Linked DNA regions of Homo sapiens: region 1 is linked to region 2. A link is a loop called in an ENCODE intact Hi-C map of the cell type or tissue named here. Cell type or tissue: PC-9. All regions are shown on one strand. Links, peaks and the distances in the headings refer to the core of each region. The heading gives the core; the rest is flanking DNA.

Evidence for each region. A loop is a pair of places that touch in the nucleus more often than their neighbours do. Peaks named below come from ENCODE experiments on the same cell type or tissue, not always from the same donor. Only the 100,000 strongest peaks of a DNase experiment are listed, where the experiment ranks them.
Region 1: it touches region 2 in a loop (4-fold over the local background); 1 of 110 quality-filtered maps calls a loop at or near these places.

The regions. Positions count from the first base shown.
Region 1 is chr10:34,695,608-34,703,889 of GRCh38, reverse strand. It overlaps PARD3 (par-3 family cell polarity regulator), which reads left to right. Exons shown (of 25, transcript NM_001184785.2): 2 at 7,471-7,572. Among named protein-coding and RNA genes, the nearest start is that of PARD3, 120 kb to the left of the region's middle. In PC-9, for the core only: no CTCF peak of the experiment used is centred there; a DNase peak (open chromatin) is centred at 4,689; H3K27ac peaks cover 1,697 bases.
Region 2 is chr10:34,754,610-34,762,891 of GRCh38, reverse strand. The region is part of intron 1 of PARD3 (par-3 family cell polarity regulator); the gene reads left to right. Among named protein-coding and RNA genes, the nearest start is that of PARD3, 57 kb to the left of the region's middle. In PC-9, for the core only: no CTCF peak of the experiment used is centred there; a DNase peak (open chromatin) is centred at 4,321; H3K27ac peaks cover 3,241 bases.

The DNA.
Region 1 (8,282 bases), core at 1,817-6,816, 59 kb after region 2:
CTTTACCGGTATTTGGGCAAGAAATGGAATTCTAGGATGGGGGACTATTTCTTGTAGGAGTTTTGAAGTCACTGGTAGATGATTGTCTAGATTCCAGTATTGCTGTGACTCCTTTTCCCTCACTGTGGCCTGTGCTTTATTTTCTGGATGTTCTCCTTCCCTTCCCCCCACCAATCTTCTGTTTTTCTTCTGTGTTCTGATGTGCCTTGGTGTATGTCTGCTTTTATACATTGTGTTGGGGTCTCTATGGAACTTTTTAATGTGGAAACATATGTCATTTTGGGGAATTAAGTTGAAATTGTTTTTGGTTATTTCTCTGTTTTCCCAATTCTCTTTTTCTAGAACTCCTGTTATTCAAGTTGCTTGACTTACTTGACTGGTCTAATTTTATTATTAGCCTTTTTTATCTTCTTTGTCTTTTTTTTTTTTCCAACTTCCTAGGGGAGATATTTTCAACTTCTCTTAATTTTCCTATTGAGCTCTTAGTATTTTGTTTAGTTTTTTTTGGACAGAGTGTCTGTCACACAGGCTAGAGTGCAGTGGCCCAGTCGTAACTCACCATAGCCTTGAACTCCTGGGCTCAAGCAGTCTTTCTGCCTCAGCCTCCTGAGTAGCTGGGACTGTGGGTGCATGCCACCACACCTGACTTATTTTTATGGTTTTTTTTTTTGTACAGATGGGATCTTGCTGTGTTGCCCAGGCTGGCCTTAAACTCCTGGCCTCAAGCAGTTCACCTGCCTTGGCCTCCAAAGTGCTGGGATTACAGGAATGAACCACTGTGCCTGGCCTGTTTTTCATATTTTAATTCCAAAATACTTTTTTTAAAAAAATTCTCTCTCACCACGTTTCTTTCTTTCTTGCTTTCCTCCCTTCTCATATTCCTCTGCAACCTGAATGTACCACCATCTGACCTCTCTCAGGATACCAGTGATGGATTTTTAGTAGCATCTTTTTATACAGTCTCTGGTTCTTTCAAGTTGTGTTTACTATTTGTTTTGTTCTCTCTTCCATCCTTGGGGTGTTCTTAAAAGTCTGTCTCTCCATGGTTGGCTCTGACCTAAGGCACTAATGGTAACTTGAGAGCACTGAGTTCAGGCACGGGCGTACACTGTGAGCTTCACTGGGTGGTCCCTGGACTGGGCCAGATTCCCCCCTGCCTTTTCTCTTTAGATGGATAGAGGCCCAGGGAAAGATCTTCCCACCTCTAGCCTTGGGGGGATAAGCCCTGGCTGGCATTCTGAGAGCAAGTGGAAGCAGAGGGCTGGATTTTTCTGTAATCAGTACGTAAATATTCACTTGGCTCCTCTCATTTTCAACAAGGCACCTCTACAATTGTTCCTCCTCTAGTTTCTCAGTCCAGACCTGCTGTCTGAGCCTGCAGTGAGCCGCCAGGGGCTGGGAGGGGCAGTCACTGTGCTCTCTGGAAGCATTGGGAAGCTGGGGCTTTAATTACTACAGACTTTCAGACAGTATTGTTATTTTTCCTCCCATCTTTTACATTTATTATTATTTTAATTTTATTATTATTATTTTTTCTGAGACACGGTCTTACTGTGCCCAGGCTGGAATGCAGTGACGCAGTCATGGCTCACTGCAGCCTGAAATTCCCCAGGGTCAGGTGATCCTCCCACCTCAGCCTCCTAGGTGGCTGGGACTACAGGTATGCACTATCATGCCTGGCTTTTTTTTTTTTAATATTAAAATTGTTTTATTATCATTATTATTTTGAGACGGAGTGTTGCTGTTGCCCAGGCTGGAGTGCAGTGGCGCAATCTCAGCTCACTGCAACCTCTGCCTCCCGGGTTCAAGCGATTCTCCTGCCTCAGCCTCCTGAGTAGGTGGGATTACAGGTGCCCGCCACTATGCCCGGCTAATTGTTTTGTATTTTTAGTAGAGACTTGCTTTCACCATGTTGGCCAGGCTGGTTTCAAACTCTTGACCTCAAGTGATCCACCCACCTTGGCCTCCCAAAGTGCTAGGATTACAGGCGTAAGCCACCACACCCAGCCAAAATTGTTTTATTATTATATTTTAGAGACAAGCTCACTGTAGCCTCGAACCCCTGGGCTCAAGAGATCCTCCACCTTAGCCTCCCAAGTAGCTGGACTATGGGCACAGGTGCACACCACCACACGTTGGTGATTTTTCCAGTTTTTTTGTAGAGATGGGGCCTCACTACGTTCCCCAGACTAGTCTGGAGCTCCTGGGCTTGAGTGATCCTCCTGTCCCTGCCTCCCAAAGCACTGGGAGTATAGGCATAAACTACCGTGCCTGGCCCCTTCCCATCCTTGTTCCGGTGTTCTGACATTCTTGGTTCTCCCCATTCCAGAGCCTCTTACCGGCTCTGTTGGGGAAGTCTTGCTGCTTCTTGGCTTTCCCCACAGTTACCTTGGGGTTCCCTTTCTTGGTTCTGCAAAATGTGTCGCCTCTGGGCCATCTGCTTCTCAGCTTCCAAAAACTGTGTTTCCCTCATTTCCCTCTGTTCTCTTTGTCTTTGTGCGATTATGCTTGGAAACAACAACAACAACAACAACAACAACAACAACAACAACAACATCCCCGCGTGTATTGTGGTTTCAGTGGGCTTTCAGTAGGAAATAAAAATAAGTGTGTCTTTTTGATATGATGTTTTTACCCTTTCATTTTTATCTTTGTGTTCACAGCGTTCTGAATCACCTCTGCCATTCTTCCCTGCTGCTCACACCCTTCCCCCTGCTCAGGGTCCTCCTCTTGTGCCCTGTCCCTCTGGTCTGCTCATTCTGCTAAAACCTCCCCATGAAGACCTTTCCAAGTGAGAGTGATCTTTCCTTCCTGAATTCACAAAACATTTTTTTTTTGGTGTAGTTTTCTTTGAACACGTGGTCTACCTCTTTTTTATGACTTATATTTTGTCAGATAAATTTTATTTTATTTTTGAGATGGAGTCTCACTCTGTTGCTCAGGCTGGAGTGCAGTGGTGTGATCTCAGCTCACTGCAACCTCCGCCTCCCAGGTTCAAGTGATTCTCCTGGGACTACAGGAGAAAGAGGAGCTGGGACTACAGGCGCACGCCACCATGCCTGGCTAATTTTTATGCTTTTTGTAGAGACAGGGTTTCATCATGTCGGCCAGGCTGGTCTCTAACTCCTGACCTCAGGTGACCCACCTGCCTCAGCCTCCCAAAGTACTGGGATTATAGGTGTGAGCCACTGCGCCTGGCCTGTCAGATAAATTTTAATTTCTGATGTTGGGTGATGATTGTTTCTTTGCCTTCATGCAATGCTTTGCATGTAGTAAATACTCAAATTTTTTTTTTATCAACATAGATTTTTTTCAGTGATCTTTTTCTGGTCTTAAGTTAGACAGGATATTGACCATTGCTGTATGCCATGGTTAATGAAAAAGTAGGGTGCTATTTCTAGTTGCAGATACTTTTCTTGAAATTTGCACATGTGGGTAATATGCGGAGCCTATGCATTATACATGTCATAACTCACAAAAGCTCGCCTTAGGACTTTGCACTGTTTTCTCTTACCACATCCTGGAGTAGAGTGGGCCTCAGCATTCCTTGCAACTTGCATCTTGTAGAGTTACCTCTGCTTCCATTCTTAGTCTTAGGAAATGTTTTGTCTAGCACTAGGCAAGGTGAAGTTGATGTTCTTTATCTGAATAAGAGCAGTGATTCTTCATGTGGTTTTGTCTCCAGGTTTCTTCGGTGGGTTTGGACCTATCCTTGGGAGCCTTGCCCCATGAGGACATTCACTGCTTGATCATCTATTTGATGGATGAACTCTGCCCCTCGTTTATTGCTGTGTGTGATGGACTTTTGGTTGTCATAATACACAATTATTGTTAGTGTTTAACTCTTTTGTTATTTTAAATGGACATATCCTGAATGAGAAACATTCTTCTTCTTTTTTAGTTGAATGTTCTGTCATGTTTGTTTATTCACCCAATGACTGATACAATTATTGTAGAATTAGAATTTATTGGTAGTATAAAAAGTGGCTTATCATAACTTTTATCTTCCCCCTAAGAGACGGGGCCTCACTCTGTTGCCCAGGCTGGAGTGCAGTGATACAATCACAGCTCACTGCAGCCTTGAATTTTTGTGCTCAAGGGATCCCCCTGCCTTAGTCTCCCAATTAGCTGGGACTGCAGGTGTGGGTCACTATGCCTTGGCCTTCTAAAGTTCTGGGATTACAGGGATGAGCCATCATGCCGGACCTTATCACAATTTTTTGCTCAGCTACATTTCTGAGTGTCTATGGACTGGACAGTAGAGATTCCTACTGTTATTATTTTAAACTTTTTAATGCAAACTACTACAAAGTGGAATCAATAAGTATGCGCTAACTTTTTCTCACTGGATACTGGACTCTTCCCTTGAAAATAAAGCAAGTCCTCTGTTCATTGAAAGAGAATTATGGTATGAAAGCTGCCAGTTAAAATTTCCCAAGAGACCACTGTTCTACGGAGTTGTATTTTTCAGTGGCAAAAATATCCTTCCTGGTTTTTAAACTCTTGTGGGAGGAGGTCATTTTTATATGTTTATTTTTTATGTTTTATTTATTATTTTTTTATTTTTAATGCAGCATGCTCTGTTGGGGTTACTGTTGATCTCCTGCTCAGTTCTTTTCAAAACGTCATATCCATTCAGCACATTTTTGTGGAGTGGCATTTAATAAGTGGCAGCCTGATATTTGCCTTGGCATGATGTTATCATGATTGCTTGGCATAGCTGACTGTTGAGTCAGGACCCCTCCGGAGGCAGGAGTCAACCATTGACTCTCAAAATTAGAAAAGCCTTGATCAGTTAGTTGGAGGATTACAAGCCAAGTTTATAGAGTATTTCAAAGAGAGGGTAACATATTCTGCTGATAGACCAAATAAGATGAGGACAGACAACAGACTTTTGTGTTAAGCATCGTGGAGGCTGCTGTGGATATGATGGAAGAGGAAGCCTGATTGGAATGGGGTTATGGGAGGAAGACACACTTGAAGCAAGTATAGACAATTTTTAAAAAAAATTTGCTGTGAAGATCATCAAAGAATTGGTATAATAACCGGAAGGTAAAGTAGTGTCAACAAAAGGTTTTGTGCTGCATATGTAAAAATAATTCACAGCCTTTAAAGGCTCACGCTTGACACCTGACTCTATCTTCCATACGATTGTGGTTTTTAGGAACATTAACAGTGGGACAGGCTGGGCTCAGTGGCTCATGCCTATCATCCCAGCACTTTGGGAGGCTGAGGTGGGAGGATTGCTTGAGCCCAGGAGTTGGAGGCTGCATTGAGCTATGATTGCACCATTGTACTTCAGCTTGGATGACAGAGCGAGACTGTCTCTAAACAAAAGAAAACAGTGGGCTGGAGTTAGACTGCTGATCTGCTTTGGGGGTGTGATGGTCAGGAAAAGCTCTTGGAGAAGAGGATGCCTGAGAAGTCTTGATGGACAGACAGGGCTGGCCTGGAGGGTAAGGTGTGGTCCAGGCATTGGAGGCCTTGGGCACAGAGTGGGGGGAAAATGGTGCAGGGCCTAACAGGCTGTGAAAGGGAAAGTGCTGGGGAAAAGGTGGAAATGTAGCAAGTTCTGAAGGATGAAGTTATGAGGTTGAGAAAGTCCATAGGTGCGGATTTATTTCCAAGGGGTGGCTACAAATATTATATAAAGGCTGCAGATAATGATCTCATCTGGAGGGAGTGAACAGGATTAGGAGGCTTAAAGAATGGTTTCATAAGCCACATTTTGGAGGTTGGTGTGCTTGTGTGTGTGGAAGTATTTTAGAAACGAAAGTTGATATTTAAGTTGATTGGGTCACCCTTGAGCTTGCTTGGTGGGAAGAGGTGGGCAGGATGTGGCTATTCTAAGTGGCCAGGGGACACCTCTTTCTTATTCACCCCCAGGACATTATTTCCAATTTTCCTTGAAGAGGAAATACCATTTACCATCAGTAAATGGTTTTGGGACTTCATTCTTTGGGGACTCAACACATCTGGAGATGCCAAATTCTGGAGCTGTCTCAGTGGCAGGTGTCCCAGGGACTCCTGGATGATGTTGTAATTGGGATTCATGTGCAGTCAGAATAGGCCCCACAAATGAAGAGGATGCCAACGTGTGTGTGTGTGTGTGTGTGTGAGTGTTTGTTTTACAAACTTACTCTCTGTGTTCTAGATAAATGATTCCTTTCATAGAGGTCCAGATAGATGAGGGTGCAGAGGAACTCTGTTACTTGCAAAATGGTTTTAACGGTAATGTTTAATAACTTTGAGGATTAAGGTCTGAGTTACTTGCTGTGCTGGTTAAAAAGTGACAAGGATTGGTCATTCTGCATTTTTAAAATAAGTGTTCCGTTTCAGTGATACTTAGGCATGCTTTGTTAGAGATGGACTTGGAGAGCTTCTTAATAATATGGATTCTCCCCGCACCCCTGCTCCAGGGTCTTAGTCAGTAGATCTGGAACAGGGTCCAGGAATCTGTATTTTAACTCTTCATTAATCATTAGCCTCCTTCTTCCAATCTTTGCTTCAGGAAAGAACTGTATCAAACATCATCTTTAGGTATGAAGAATGGAGGATTGAACTTCTGGATAGCAATTGTGTTGCAGAATGAAAGCAGTAGGGAATGGTGAAACATGCAATTTAGTATATTTTCATCTGAATATGTACGTAAGAGTGATGTAGAAGTTCAGAAACACACAACTATGTTTCTTCTTCAGATCATTTGAAAGCAGAGTTTTAAGGATTTTAAAATATACGTACACCATATAGAAGTGTATAAAATTTAAAATGATGTCCTTTTTTTTCCTTCTCCTCAATCCCACTGCAGGATAACCACTGCAAATTTTGAGGGGGGTGTGTGTGTGTGTGTGTGTTTACGCATTTTAATATGTGTGTGTGTGTGTGTGTGTGTGTCATTTTGTCTCTGTAAAAAGAGGCTCAAGCCACACAGGATGTGCTTTGTTCACTACGGTCTTGTCAGCATCCTTCTGTGTCCCTATCTTTAGACCTATTTGTAAGAAACACTTGGAGCCACCAGGGTGTGCAAACTACTTTTTGCAGATAAGCAAAAATACAAATTCTTCAGACACATAATATATGCTGTTTGCTTATTAGAATATTTCTGTAGATTGCATTGGGGGTTAATAAGTATAATAAGTATTTCATATATTGGGCAATAGGAAATCTAGTATGCTTTAGAGAAATCAGTATTACTTATGCAGTACATATTGCAGGTTTGTGCAGTTCCTATCATAATAGAGTATCAGCATCAGAGCCAAAGGGAAGAGTGTGTATGAGTCACTCCATCATAAAAGGAGCAGTGACTCAATACCAAACTTAGGGTGCTGTCTGAATTTTTAATCAGTTGCAGTATTGTTGATATGAGGTTGATTCCTTTTTATGGGCAGGAAGTTATCACGGTTTAAAATGTCTAATTCCCTTTTGGTGATGCTAACTTGCTATATTCAGTGTTTCTGTTCTTTCGTATAGGATCCAAACTACTGGATACAGGTGCATCGCTTGGAACATGGAGATGGAGGAATACTAGACCTTGATGACATTCTTTGTGATGTAGCAGACGATAAAGACAGAGTGAGTTCAGGTCCTGGGGAACCTGTTCTGAATGCATTTTTTTTTTTTGAGGACTAGGGAGCGGGTGCGATTCTTTTCCTTTCTGTTTTAGACACATACTTTAAATTATGTGTGGGCCACCCACTCTAGTATATTTTCTTTTATAATAAGTATCATGAATCTTCACTGTCCTGAATACCAAGGTATAATGATTTTCTTGATACCTGGGACTTAACACTAGGTTTTGGGGTTTTAAAACTACACTTTTACAATGGAAATATCACAAAAAGATTTCTATGCCATATTCTGCCTTAATTTAACCAAACATAACATCTTTCTTCACAACTCGGGCCTGTCCTTATCATCTCCGTGTATACAACATGCAGCCATTCTGCATTCTGGTCCCAGCGTTGGCCCTGAGAAGATCCATCCCAACCGTGGCCTTGGCGGTGCACCGTGCTCCTGTGCAGTGGGCGAGTGTGTCCCAGGCAGCCTACCCTGTGCAGGGCCTGGCCCTCAGGAAGCTCAGCCTTGCTGTGCGATGGGCCATTTGTGTCCCGGGCAGCCTCTCCTGTGCAGGGCCTGGATCTCAGGAAGCTCGGCCTTTTCTCCATCAGTGCTCTGATGCTCTGTGTGTGCTTCCCCAGTCTTTACTGTGGTCTGTGAGTTTGGCTCCTGGACCTATCCACCTACTGCTCTTCAGTGTTCCCTCCCACTACCCCACTTTTTTT
Region 2 (8,282 bases), core at 1,419-6,418:
GGTGTGTATTATATTTGCAAAGTAAATGTAGTGCTTCTAGTGGTAGCTGGTAGGTTTGCTGGTAGCTGAATGTGGGAACCCTAGAAGTCATGTCTATGGCTCATCTTCACTGTGAGTGCAGAGTCCTGCCAGCCCAGCACAAATGGCTAGTGTTTCTTCATCAGCAACAGTCATTTTCCCCGACTCCCAGTCTCCAATACATCAAGACTATTTTGTGGAACGTAAGAGTTTTTGTCAAGTATTTAACATCATATAGATAGAGCCTTTTAAAAAGTAAACTTTTGGCTGGGTGCAGTGGTTCACACCTTTAATCCTAGCACTTTGGGAGGCTGAGGCTGGAGGATTGCTTGAGTCCGGGAGTTCAAGACCAGCCTGGGCAACCTAGTGGGACCCCATCTCTACAAAAAAAAAAAAAAAAAAAAGTCAGGCATGGTGGCATGTGTCTGTGTTCCCAGCTGAAGGCTGGGATGGGAGGAAGGCTGAGGTGGGAGGATCACCTGAGCCTGGGAGGTTGAGTCTGCAGTGAGTTGTGATCGTGTTACTGTACTCCAGCCTGGGCGACAGAGTGAGACCCCATCTCTCTCTCTCTCTCTCTCTCTCTGTCTCTCTGTCTCTTTGTCTCTCTCTCTCTCCCTCTCCCTCCCTGCCTCTCTCTTTCTCACACACAAAAAAGTAAACTGTTTAGTAAAGTGGGTTGATAAATGTTTTAGGGTTTTGTTTTAGAACCTGAACCTATTGTAGGAGTGACCTGGGTGACTTTCAGGTTTGGAAACAGCATTAGAGTTTCTATTTATGTGATTTTCTTTTTTAAAGACCAACTTATTTCAATGTCAATAAAAGTATGGGTGTAAACTAGGGCTTCAAAATAGCTTCGTGAAATAAAATTGAATGCTCTTTTGTGGCTGTGTTCAAATCACGTATACCTGTATTTATATTTTATATATATGTATTTGTATTTATATCTATGTTATGTTTATATGTGTGTAAGCACTTTTTCTAATCCCATCCTTGACACATCATCCTCCCTGGTTCGTTTATCATGATATACATAATTTTTTTGGTGGCTGTACTTTGTTCCTTTAGGACTCATCGTTTTCTTAAGTAGAACACCATAGCCCTTTCTTTGTAGAAGTATAGTGCACTGCAGAACATAAAATACTACAAAAAGATAATGGAAGGCAGGCATTTGTCTTTGCTTAACATTGATTCTCCAGGGTAATCTGCTCATTTTAATCATCAAGGGAGGAATGCTGAATCATTTTATGTGAGTTAGTAGAAGAAATAGGCCATTATTTGCCACTGGAAATCTCCCAGGAATTTTATAACTTGGCTATATTTCTAAAATGTTTCACTAATTACTTTTTAGGACTGAAAAATAATCAATCTGATTTGTTTTGTTTTAAACTAGCCTAGATACCAGAATATGTGTATAATTTTTTTTATGTTTGAAAGATAATCCAAATGGGGATTCCTTTTATTTTTTGACAGAGTCTCGCTGTGTTACCCAGGCTGGAGTGCAGTGGTGTGATTGTGGTTCACTGCAACCTCAGCCTCCTGGGTTCAAGTGATTCTCCTGCCTCAGCCTCCCGAGTAGCTGGGACTATGGGTACACGCAACCACACCTGGCTAATTTTTGTATTTTTAGTAGAGATGGAAGTTCACCATGTTGGCCAGGCTGGTCTCAAACTCCTGACTTCAAGTGATTTGCCTGCCTCAGCCTCCCAGAGTGCTGAGATAATAGGCATGAGCCACTGTGCCTGACCCCTTTTGTTTTTTTAAGGCTAGGTACTTGAATATATTTGTGTTTCACCCCACTTTTTTTTTGTTTTTGGTTGAATTTTATGTCCAAATAATGTTATATGTTCTGTGACAGGATCATATATAAAGAAATATATTAATTATCCAATTTAATTTAATTTATTTATTGCAGTATAACACATTATCCCAAAACTTAGTGGTTTAAAAAACAGACATTTACTGACTCATAGTTTCTGTGGGCCAGGACTTGAGGTGTGTGTTAGTTGGATCTCCACGGCTGTCTGTCTCAGGTTGCAGTCATCTGAAGGCTGGAGCAGGGCTGGGCATTCTGCTTCCAAGCTTATTCAGGTGGTTGTTGACAGGAGGTGTCAACTCCTCACCACATGCAGCTCCTAATCTGAGAGAGAGCCAGTGAGTGCCTAAAACAGAAGGCACATGCTCTTTATAAACTAATTTGGAAGCAACATCCTGTCACTTCTGCTATTATATTAGAAGTAGAATGGGGCTGGGCACAGTGCACATGCCTGTAATCCCAGCGCTTTGGGAGGCTGAGGCGGGCAGATCACTTGAGGTCAGGAGTTCTAGAAAGCCTGGCCAACAAGGTGAAACGATCTTCTCTATTAAAGATACAAAAATTAGCCGGGCATGGTGGCAGGTGCCTGTAATCCCAGGTACTTGGGAAGCTGAGGCACAAGAATCACTTGAACCCAGGAGGTGGAGGTTACAGTGAGCAGAGATCCTACCACTGCACTCCAGCCTGGGTGGCACAGTGAGACCCTGTCTCAAAACAAACAAAAAAAGTAGTAGATTGGGACCAGGCATAATGGCTCATGTCTGTAATCGCAGCACTTTTGGAGGCCAAGGTGGGAGGATCACTTGAGTCCAGGAGCTGGAGACCGGCCTGGGCAACATAATAAATACTGTTTCTACACCGCTGCGCTGTCCCCCACACCCCGCCTGCCAAAAAAAGGTAGATTGGGGAGGGGTTTACACAGAGACATAAAAACCAGAAGATAGGGAGATCATTTTAGAGGCTGCCTCCCACATTGAGATTACTTACATAATATAGTTGGCTAAGATTGGAATTATACTAAACTTGTTGAAACCTATATACCTAGTGGCATTGTGAAAGATTTTGACAGGTAAAGTCATGTGCAAATACGAATAAAGGAATTCCACTCCCCAAAACGAAGTATTTTTAGATTCATAAGTGTTCTCAGCTAATAAAGTAGACAAAAATCAGAAAGCGCAGCAGTATGTGCAGAGCTTTTCACATGATATTAAAAATTAAGCCATAAGGCAGTTTGTCTCTTATTCCACATGTGGAATAAAGTGACTTGTGAAATGCCATGGTGGGTGCCTTTATTCAAGAATCCTCTTCAGTAGTATTTTTACCGCAGCACACACGTTATGCTGGCTGAAATCCTTGTGCGTAGCATGTTGCCTGCTGAAAATAATTCTGCCTTGGCCTTAGGCGATGTGCTGTTGAATTGGCTGCCTCAAATTGTCCCTCTCACTTCCTGTTTTATATGAATACTTTTTCTTTGCTCTCTTTTACTTGCTTAAAATCGGAATGTTTGATTGCTATGTGCATCATCCTTCAGTGAAATGTTTGAGGTGGAAAGTTCTAGAAGTTTCTTTTTCCCTTTTGTTGATGCGTGGAATAGATACCAGTCACTTTTAGAAATACTTGGGTGGTTCTAGCTAAAATGTGATATTCTACTTTAGCAAGGCCACTTGTGAAACAGTTCTCAAGAGCACAGTGTATCTAGTAAGTGCTTACTCATTGATTAAATATTATGTACATTGTTTTTCTTCTAATGTGATAGGACCATTTAGGACCTAAGTTTAAAGATTTACACGTGTGAATAAAATCCGTTGCATACCCTGTTCTGAGCCAGTTTTCTATGCCGTAGTATATTTCTTTGGTTCCTATTAGAAAAAAAAAAGTGCTTCATATCCAATTCTCATTGAGTTGTATCTATTCTCAGTATTGAGTTTTTTTTTCTTTTTTTCTTTTTAAAAAAGTTTCAGTATTGAATTTTGATTACTGGAAGCCATTTAATTTTGTCTTCATTTATTTTAGTTTTCATTTATCTTCAGTGCCTATGATTCTGTAGCTTTTTCCTTCCGCCTCTTTCTATTCTTTTTGTGCAGCAAAAATCATCCTCCATGTCATAGTCTTTGTTTGCATAACCTGTTCTGTCTGACACAACCATCTATCATGACCTAATTTAGCCGTTTCAGTCACACCTAGTATAATTTATACCATGGGGGAATTTCCTGTGCTGTTAAACCTTCCTTGTCATCCGTCACCAACTTAAGGAGCTTCCAGGTGTGCCCTTTCACAGGGTGGGCTTGGACTTTTCTAGTTCTTGCATTTTAGGTAGGAGCTGTTCTCAGGAATTTTTTTCTTCTGTGAATGAGTAAAGTGAAATTAATCCAAACTCAGTGCTTCCAGGATTAAAACACATTTCCATATTACACTGTCTGTAAGTTGAAGGGCCTTAGTGCTTGAGTGCCCCAACTAGAAAATGACTCATCATGAGGTGTCCTTCTGTAGACAGTGTGACGTGATAAGAGGAAGAAGGAAATTGTGGGCAACACAGTGACTTCCCAGTGACAATTCACTTGCCTCTCCTAATATCCTTCATTCCAAAGCTGCTCTTCTGCAGATGGTTATGAGGCATAGTGTGGTGGAGTGGAAAGACTTTGGAATAATGCTCTGCCACTTTCTAGCTGTGTTATTTGGAAAAATTGCTTACCTCTCCCTGAACCTGGGTTTCCTTATCTGTAAAATGGGGAGCATACTACCTTTCTTGAAGGGATTTGTTAAAAAGAATGTGTAAAATAACATATAGCAGTGGCATGTGGAAATTGTTGGATACTCCAAAAAAGTTGATGTGATTTTAAAACTTTTTCTTTACTCAGCTAATGTTTATCCTAGCTTTTCTCATGTTAGTACTAAGCCCTGATTGCATGAGGTTTTCTTAAAGTGGCCCATGTAGATAATTATAGCATTTTCTAGCATTTCATAGTTTAGGCCAATATTGGATTACAGAATGAATACTTTGAGTGCTTGCAAAGGGGTCAGGAACAGATGCATTTTTAGGAGTATCAAAGTCTGCCAATAAGGAAGCTGGTTTAGGAAATTAAATTATATGCCCAAACATTTTATGTCTACAGATGCAGGTTTATCTAGAAGAGAGGAGAATTTTCTAATAGTATACTGAAGCATCATCAGCAGAACCCTTCCAGTGCAAGGACAAAATGGGGCATCGTTTACTCTGAATTTTATGACCAGCGGCAGAAAAATGTGTCACTGATGAGGTTAACTGGGGACCAGAATCCTGGGCATGGTCCTAGTTGGCATGAGTAGAATTTGCAATGGTTTTCAGGATGTATTTTCTTCTTTTTTCTTTTCTTTTCTTTTTTTTTTTCTTGGAGACAGGTTTCGCCCAGTGGCACGATCTTGGCTCATTGCAACCTCTGCCTCCCTTGTTCAAGCGATTCTCCCACCTCAGCCTCCCGAGTAGCTGGGTTTATAGGCGTGAGCCACCGTGCCTGGCTAATTTTTTTGTATTTTTAGTAGAGATGTGGTTTTGCCATGTTGGTTGGCCAGGTTGCTCTCGAACTCCTGGCCTCAAGTGATCTGCCTGCCTTGGCCTCCCAAAATGTTGGGATTACAGGCATGAGCCACCGCACCCGGCCAGGACATGTTTTCTTAAAGACAATTTAAGAGTCAGGAAGTGGAAAAGGAAAGACAGGTAGATGAAGGACAGGCTGTAGCATGTCACACCTCACAGTTATTTGCAACTTTCTGTTAACCAGATACTGTGTTAGATGAGAATAAGAACTTAAATTTTTTATTTTTAGTGCTGACTAGTAATTAACTATAATTTTCAGTCATGATCACTGTGTTTGAACCTCCTGTGCAGATATTGTGGAAATATGTATTTTAGATGTGAGGAAGTTCTAATATAAATGAAGGCTCTAAGTAAAGAAAAAGATGCAAAATGCTGTCATAGACTTCGAAAACAGATTTGGATAAAAAACATTGCACCTACCAGAGGAATCAAGGAGAAATTTTTCCTCACAGATATTCAAGACATTATGTTATTTATCTTGTTTATGACTTTAGAACCTTTTTTTAGGGGGATGACAGTACCTTTTGGTGATTTGAGTCTAAAATTTGAAACTAAGATTCATGCAGAAAAGTAAAAGAAGAAAATTTTCGGAGAAGAAAGCAGTGGTTGAAAAATCTGTTAGCAGTGTTCCCTTTTGTCTTTTCAGCCTGTTCACCAGGAACTCGGAGCTTTGCACTGTGATTATTTTATTGGTTCAAAGGACAGAGATTGTCTTTAAAATGATGAATGGCTTTGATTATGTGTAGTGGCTCACACCTGTAATCCCAGACTTAAGGAGGCTGAGGCGGGAGGATTGCTTGATGCTAGCAGTTTGAGGCCAGTTTGGGCAATGTAGTGAGACCCCATCTCTATAAAAAGTAAAAAAACTAGTCAAGTGTGGTGGTGCATGCCTGTAGTCCCAGCTACTTGAGGCTGAGGCAGGAAGATCACTTGAGCTCAGGCGTTCAGGACTACCACTACGCCACAGCCTAGGCAACAGAGCTGACTCTTTTTTTTTTTTTTTTTTTTTATAAGAAAAAAAAAAAAGGTGCATTGGCTGGGCGCGGTGGCTCAAGCCTGTAATCCCAGCACTTTGGGAGGCCGAGGCGGGCAGATCATGAGGTCAGGAGATCAAGACCATCCTGGCTAACACGCTGAAACCCCGTCTCTACTAAAAACACAAAAAATTAGCCAGGTGTGGTGGCGGGTGCCTGTAGTCCCAGCTACTCAGGAGGCTGAGGCAGGAGAATGGCGTGAACCCAGGAGGTGGAGCTTGCAGTGAGCTGAGATCGTGCCACTGCACTCCAGTCTGGGCAGCAGAGTAAGACTCCGTCTCAAAAAAAAAAAAAAAAAAAAAGGTGCATTTTTTTGCCATGGGGAGATTGGAGGAGGGAGGGTGAGGGGTACTGCCAACCTGTACAGTGATTTCAACCCAGATTAGCATCCTAGCCCCTCTCTCTGCTGGTTTGGTTTAACAACTTATTGTAAGTTTGGTGCTCCTGTGTGAGACTAGAGTAAAGGACCATGGGCATCTTCATGGTTGTTGGGAAGCTGTTAGTCCCCAGAACTAGAGCAAGTGGGGCCAGTAGGTACAATTCTCAGATATGGTGGCCTTTGAAGCAGGTAAGCACAGCCTGTCTTGGGCCTTAACATTAATGCCTGTCTTGTTGATTTGTCATTATCATTTTAGTTTTGTAATTGGTTGATTGAGACAGAAGGGGAAAAATGGCAAAAAAAAGCATGTTATATATGCTTAGGATGGAATGTTTTCTTTTTCCCATTCCTCATCTCAATTCCCAGTTTAATGCCAAATCTTTGAGTATCCATATTCTTGAGGAGAGACTGTTCTTGGAAATCATTTGATGAGAAAACTGCTGAGAAGCTGATCAGATGCCAACATCAGAGGGCAGTTTAGGTTATCTGCTAACTACAAGCAGATCCAGATCCTAGTAGCACTGAGCATAGACAGACACCAAGTTATGACCTCTCAAGTTGCTAGTTGAGCCTCATGAAAGGAAGATTTGCTGTGGGAGGGCATACCCTTGCACTGGGCTCTTGTGATCGGCCCAGCAATTCTTTTTCTGTTATTTTTTTTGAGACAGAGTTTCTCTCCTGTCACCCAGGCTGGAGTGTAGCAGTGCAATCTCAGCTCACTGCAACCTCTGCTTCCCTGGCTCAAGCGATTTTCCTGCCTCAGCCTCCTCAGTAGCTGGGATTACGGGTGCATGCCACCACGCCCGGCTAATTTTTTTTTTTTTTTTAATTTTTAGTAGAGACGGGGTTTCACCATGTTGGCCAGACTGGTCTCGAGCTCCTGACCTCAAGTGATCTGCCCGCCTCAGCCTCCCAAAATGCTGGGATCACAGGCATGAGCCACCGCGCCCAGCCTCGGCCCAGCAATTCTTCTTGAAGCTGTCAGTCATCCTTTGCCTCATTGAAAATGTCGATTTTTGGCTCACTCTGCCTGTTTTAAGGACCTTGGAAAAGTGACAATCTCACATTGACCAAAACTTTCCATTTGCTCATAAGCTTTAAGGACTTCTTACACGTAGTCTTGTGTCCTTGTGGTCAAGGATGTAGGTCCCTGCTTATAAGCCCCACCTCATGTTCTCATCACTGTTGACATCATGGCTTTAGCTGAAGTGTCTCTTTCTGTTATTAGTTACTCATAAATGTCGTTTATTAACAGGAGGAAGGTTATTCTTAGAATTATTTCTGATGAGGTATTTGTATGTGTATAGTTTAAGTCAGGGGATTGTCTGTAATCCAACGCAGTCTGAAATAGTTTTTGGAGGTTGGCATAGTTTCATTTCACCCTGTCCAATTTGTTCAGAGAAGCCTGGAATTTTTACATGTTAGTAAAAGAAAGAAAATCTGCCTGATTTAAAAATTAGTGGC